Linked DNA regions of Homo sapiens: region 1 is linked to region 2. A link is a contact called in ENCODE Hi-C data. All regions are on one chromosome and are shown on one strand. The core of a region is the stretch at or near the end of the contact, and the rest is flanking DNA. Distances in the headings are between cores, read along the strand shown.

Region 1 (3,129 bases), core at 409-2,908, 3.7 Mb after region 2:
CTGTGTCCTGGGGCATCAATGATAGTCACATAGTACTTGCTGGTCTCAAATTTCCACAAGGAGATATCAATGGTGATACCACGTTCACGCTCAGCTTTCAGTTTATCCAAGACCCAGGCATACTTGAAGGAGCCCTTTCCCATCTGTAAGGATTAAGAGTCGTTACTTGGTTACTAAAACACAAACTCCAGCTTCAATTTCCTTGTCCCCAGCCCTTAATTGGCAGTTTCCACTTTACAACTCCAAGTCCAAAGTGATTTTAGTCACTTTGGGTTACAGAAGCAACCAAAAATCAAACTTTTATAAGTCGGATCTTAACTATTAACATCCAAATCTACTCACTAGCAATACGATTACAGAAGTCACCAAAAGCAAAATTATTTCATAAGTAAGGTCTTAACTATTAGCATTCAGATCTAAACCACTCACTAGTTCTGGGGAAATCACCTAATGATTCTGCTGGTAAAACTCATTTTAGTTGATCTTTCCCTTTCTGGTATTAAACATACCTCAGCAGCCTCCTTCTCAAATTTTTCAATGGTTCTTTTGTCGATGCCACCGCATTTATAGATCAGATGGCCAGTAGTGGTGGACTTGCCCGAATCTACGTGTCCAATGACGACAATGTTGATATGAGTCTTTTCCTTTCCCATTTTGGCTTTTAGGGGTAGTTTTCACGACACCTGAAATGGAAGAAAAAAACTTTGAACCACTGTCTGAGGCTTGAGAATGAACCAAGATCCAAACTCAAAAAGGGCAAATTCCAAGGAGAATTACATCAAGTGCCAAGCTGGCCTAACTTCAGTCTCCACCCACTCAGTGTGGGGAAACTCCATCGCATAAAACCCCTCCCCCCAACCTAAAGACGACGTACTCCAAAAGCTCGAGAACTAATCGAGGTGCCTGGACGGCGCCCGGTACTCCGTGGAGTCACATGAAGCGACGGCTGAGGACGGAAAGGCCCTTTTCCTTTGTGTGGGTGACTCACCCGCCCGCTCTCCCGAGCGCCGCGTCCTCCATTTTGAGCTCCCTGCAGCAGGGCCGGGAAGCGGCCATCTTTCCGCTCACGCAACTGGTGCCGACCGGGCCAGCCTTGCCGCCCAGGGCGGGGCGATACACGGCGGCGCGAGGCCAGGCACCAGAGCAGGCCGGCCAGCTTGAGACTACCCCCGTCCGATTCTCGGTGGCCGCGCTCGCAGGCCCCGCCTCGCCGAACATGTGCGCTGGGACGCACGGGCCCCGTCGCCGCCCGCGGCCCCAAAAACCGAAATACCAGTGTGCAGATCTTGGCCCGCATTTACAAGACTATCTTGCCAGAAAAAAAGCGTCGCAGCAGGTCATCAAAAATTTTAAATGGCTAGAGACTTATCGAAAGCAGCGAGACAGGCGCGAAGGTGCCACCAGATTCGCACGCGGCGGCCCCAGCGCCCAAGCCAGGCCTCAACTCAAGCACGAGGCGAAGGGGCTCCTTAAGCGCAAGGCCTCGAACTCTCCCACCCACTTCCAACCCGAAGCTCGGGATCAAGAATCACGTACTGCAGCCAGGGGCGTGGAAGTAATTCAAGGCACGCAAGGGCCATAACCCGTAAAGAGGCCAGGCCCGCGGGAACCACACACGGCACTTACCTGTGTTCTGGCGGCAAACCCGTTGCGAAAAAGAACGTTCACGGCGACTACTGCACTTATATACGGTTCTCCCCCACCCTCGGGAAAAAGGCGGAGCCAGTACACGACATCACTTTCCCAGTTTACCCCGCGCCACCTTCTCTAGGCACCGGTTCAATTGCCGACCCCTCCCCCCAACTTCTCGGGGACTGTGGGCGATGTGCGCTCTGCCCACTGACGGGCACCGGAGCCTCACGCATGCTCTTCTCCACCTCAGTGATGACGAGAGCGGGCGGGTGAGGGGGCGGGAACGCAGCGATCTCTGGGTTCTACGTTAGTGGGAGTTTAACGACGGTCCCTGGGATTCCCCAAGGCAGGGGCGAGTCCTTTTGTATGAATTACTCTCAGCTCCGGTCGGGGCGGGTTGGGGGGGGTGGTGACGGGGAGGCCGCCTGGAAGGGACGTGCAGAATCTTCCCTCTACCATTGCTGGCTTAGCTCCAAAGGTTGTATTGAGATTAGGGTGTACCTTCGCCTCTCAATCAGCCTCCCGTCCTCAGCCTTGCCATCTCGCTAGTCCGGGACAAATCCCTAGAGCGTCTTCCTCTGCGGGTCTCAGCCCAGCCCGGGGTTGGCTCCTCCTCCGCCCCGGCTTCCGCGCCCCTCCCGTGTGGCAAGGAGTACCAGGCCCGGGGACCCCGAGGGGCTTGGGGCGAAGGGTCGGGACTGGGGGCCTCCTTAACGGCTCACGGACTTGCGAGAGGTTCGGCTCGATGGCCGTGAAAGCGACGAATCCGCTCCTGTGCTGGCCTCTTGGCTCCTTCCATTCAAAGCCAGCTGCTTTTATGGAAGCCCGTAACACGTCATCTCCCCCTGGTACTCCAGATGTCCAGGCTTTCAGTTTAGAATAGACTCAGTCCTACAGTTAGCTTTAGATCTAATTCTAGTTTTGTTACGCCAAAAAGTTCCTGCGAGTGTGTGTGTGTGCCTCATGGTACTTTTTAAATTAAAAGGTGTACAGTTATTTGATTGCAAACATAAGGAACCTAAAATGCTTTCAGATTTTCCACATGATCTCATGTAGAGGCTAAGATCTACAGCATCAGCAAGTTTATCCACCCAGTTTCCTAACCCCAACACTTGCTATGAAGTCACAGCTTCTCCTATTTAAATAAGTGCCTATTATATTTAAATAAGTGCTGTCGTTTTCTGTCATCCTATCGATTGTAACTGCATTTTAGCATAAATCTAGGGCAAGATTGGATGAGCTTGGCCTTTTTGGATGGCTATCAAGGCAGGCCTTGGGAAATGCTCCTCTGAGGAAAGAAGAACGTTTATTTTTAATGAGCTAATTACTAGATCATTATGTTTCTTCTTCCAGCTGTAGAATATCATTGCCCAGCTTCTCGAACAAACTTATTTATTAACAAGTATTTGAGAACCTACTATGTGGCCAACGCTAAGTACTGTGGAGTTCCTTCTGGAGAGGAAACCACAATCAAATTGGAAGAGGAAAACAAGTTGG
Region 2 (2,894 bases), core at 128-2,627:
TGGGTGGCTGCAGAGACCACAGTCAACCTTTAGGGTTTCATTTCCTCCAAGAGAGGACTAACATGTTCCAGGGTAAAGGCAGTGTTTTTATCTGTGACAGTGATGGCAGTAACAAGAGGATCCTTTTCTTAAATTTTCACACCATTCTTTTCTTTTATTTTCTTTTTTTAGTCTCTACTGCAAAAATCTACTAGAACATACTACATAGGTACCAGACACCAACTGGATCTGACAATTAAAGTAAAACCAAACAAGCCTGATTTCCAGAACTGGAGGTTTTTGTTTTGCAATGCAAAAAGGTCAAAATACGTGAGAACAGAAAGTAACTACAGCCTCGGACGATGAGAAAAGAGAAGATTTGAGAAGGTAGAGAAGTTATGAAAGGAAATAAATTGAACTCCCAAATAAACCAAAGGGTTTTAATATGAACAGGGAAGTAATAGCCAGGCCACTCTGAGACATTTCTATCTACACTTTGCTCACTGAATATGCAGAAATAAGATCGTTGGAAAAGAAAGCACCTGAGGTCAGACAGGTAGTAGTATATACTCCGATACTGGTAATAAAGAGGGCTACAGCTCCGCCCTCCACAGGTATCTACACCAATCAAAAAAAGATTAGAAGAGAATGTGACACCTGGAAGTCAGAACGAGCAACTCACGTCATCAAGGCAGAATCACACAATGGGCACAGAGGTTGGAGACTCACTAGCCCCAAGGGTAGGGAAAATGAGGGAAAAAACATACAGAGAAGGTGACAAGTAAACAACGCCAGCGCCTACTTAACTTGCAAAGATCCAGCGCTGCCGCCCCACACCGTGTGACAATGTTTTACAGGGGACGAAAGGCCACCACATACTTCTCAACCCCGAGGGTCTCTTCCGCCCCCAAACCCCACCGGCCCCATTGCCCAAGTCAGCGATGACGGCAAGAGCTTCCAAAAAGGACCCTGCAACCCTAGACGTCATCGGTGAAATGACAGCAAAAGAGACCGGAAATCGACACCCCCCTGCCCCCGCCGCCCGCCCAAGCCCCCAACACTAAGGAGCCCTCCACAGTCCAAGCTAAAAGCGGGGCGGGGCGAAGAGGGTCTCCGGGGCCCGGAGAGGCCAACTGCAGGGCCTGCCCCTCCCTTCCTCCCCCAGTCCAAACATGGGGAAAACTCCAAGCGCCTCCCCTACCAGTAGTAAGAGGCCGAATATGCACCAGCCGATCACCAGCTCCGCCGAGGCCGCGCCAGAAGTCGCCATCTTCGCTTCCGGTCCAGACCAACCTGAGCGCCCGGGGTGGGGAAAGGGGAGGGGGAAAGGGGAGAGAGCGCGAGATATACTGCACCCGCGCACCCTAAAGGTTAAAGGGGCGGAGGGGGAGGAGCAAGTGGTTGCCAAGGAGACTGGACCCACTAGCGTCCCCTGGCGGCGAGCCGAGCGGGGGCGGGGCAGCAAGGACTGCTCAGGGGCGGGGCGCGTGCGGACGCAGTGACATCACCACGCTGCCCTCGCTGGCTTCCCTGCAAGCTGAGATGTGGGAGGGCTGCAGAGCAGGGTGTTGGCTCATAGCTGGGCAACCTATTGAGATATTTGACTCAGCCTAAGTTGATAGACTAGAACAGCAAGGGAACTCCACAAAGAATGGGCTAGGTGGACCTGGAGATCCAAGTCAATTTTAGAGGTTTATACTTCTTCACCAAAAGGAAGTTTGGCCCTCGTGTACAAGGTGGAATGTGTGTGATTAGCAGAACTCCTTACCAGGTTGCAAGAATGGCTGATGTCAGGCCTCTGAGCCCAAGCTAAGCCATCATATCCCCAGTGACCTTCACGTATACATCCAGCTGGCCTGAAGCAACTGAAGATCCACAGAAGTGAAAATAGCTTAGCTGATGACATTCCACCATTGTGATTTGTTTCTGCCCCACCCTAACTGATCAATGTTCTTTATAATCTCCCCCACCCTTAAGAAGTTTCTTTGTAATTCTCCCCACCCTTGAGAATGTACTTTGTGAGATCTACCCCCTACCCCCAAAACATTGCTCTTCACTCCACCTCCTATCCGAAAAACTGTAAGAACCAATGATAATCCCACCACCCTTTGCCGACTCTCTTTTCGGACTCAGCCCGCCTGCACCCATGTGAAATAAACAGCCATGTTGCTCACACAAAGCCTGTTTGGTGGTCTCTTCACACGGACGCATGAGACAGCTGACTCTGAATAAAAGTTGACTAGCTGCCCAAATCACTCTAATTTACTGGCACTGGTGCCCAGCCGGGATAACTGGTTGGCTGGACATGAACTTATCACATGATGTTATAGCCTTTCTATTCAGATGTATGCATGCCTGTGAATTTCCATGATAGCTTTGTATGTAAAGGTATATGCATCAGCAAACAAAACACACTGCCATAGGCCCACAATGAAGAAGAAGGAGGAAACTCTTGGGATGGCTTACCTGAGTCCACAGGGAGGAAACTCTTGGGATGGCTTACCTGAGTCCACAGGGGTGTGAGTGCATGTTTCACCACTGTGATGTAGTCAAGAAACAACTCTGAGAAAAAATACCATCATCTTTTTCCAATGTATTATGTGGTGATGAGTTATGCTCTACCTATAATCTACTTCCGGCTGGAAGCCTGAGGGAAAAAATAGGATGGTCCTTCCTGCCTGGACAGAATAAGAAGGGAATAGGGGAGAATACAGTTTTAACTTGAACTGGTACCATCATAAGCTGGCTTTAAGCCCTCTAGACCTGCAAATGTTTGAATTTCACTCTTTCTTCCTAATAATTCATATCCCTGGAGACCTCTGTCATAGCTTCCTTAAAGTGAAGAGAGGTATCGCTTCCAGGTTGATATCTCTATTCCAGATTGTATAGAGCACCCTTGACATAAGTAACTACTT

Evidence for each region. A loop is a pair of places that touch in the nucleus more often than their neighbours do. Pooled maps may share reads with other maps.
Region 1: a loop to region 2 is called in a map of B cell, with 33 times the contacts of the local background. The contact joins the promoter of EEF1A1 here to the promoter of LMBRD1 in region 2. A Hi-C loop is called at or near these places in 4 of 168 maps with a recorded cell type or tissue (B cell, CD4-positive, alpha-beta T cell, CD8-positive, alpha-beta T cell and 1 more) and 14 of 50 pooled maps.

What each region holds. Positions count from the first base shown.
Region 1 is chr6:73,519,374-73,522,502 of GRCh38, forward strand. EEF1A1 (eukaryotic translation elongation factor 1 alpha 1) reads right to left here and starts at 1,659. Exons shown (of 8, transcript NM_001402.6): 1 at 1,627-1,659; 2 at 510-683; 3 at 1-143. The coding sequence starts at 653. RefSeq lists enhancers at 1-819, 777-1,076, 820-1,641, 1,367-1,476, 1,527-1,606 and 1 more and a silencer at 2,187-2,416.
Region 2 is chr6:69,795,633-69,798,526 of GRCh38, forward strand. LMBRD1 (LMBR1 domain containing 1) reads right to left here and starts at 1,378. Exons shown (of 16, transcript NM_018368.4): 1 at 1,181-1,378. The coding sequence starts at 1,249. RefSeq lists enhancers at 329-885, 710-759, 886-1,441, 1,070-1,299.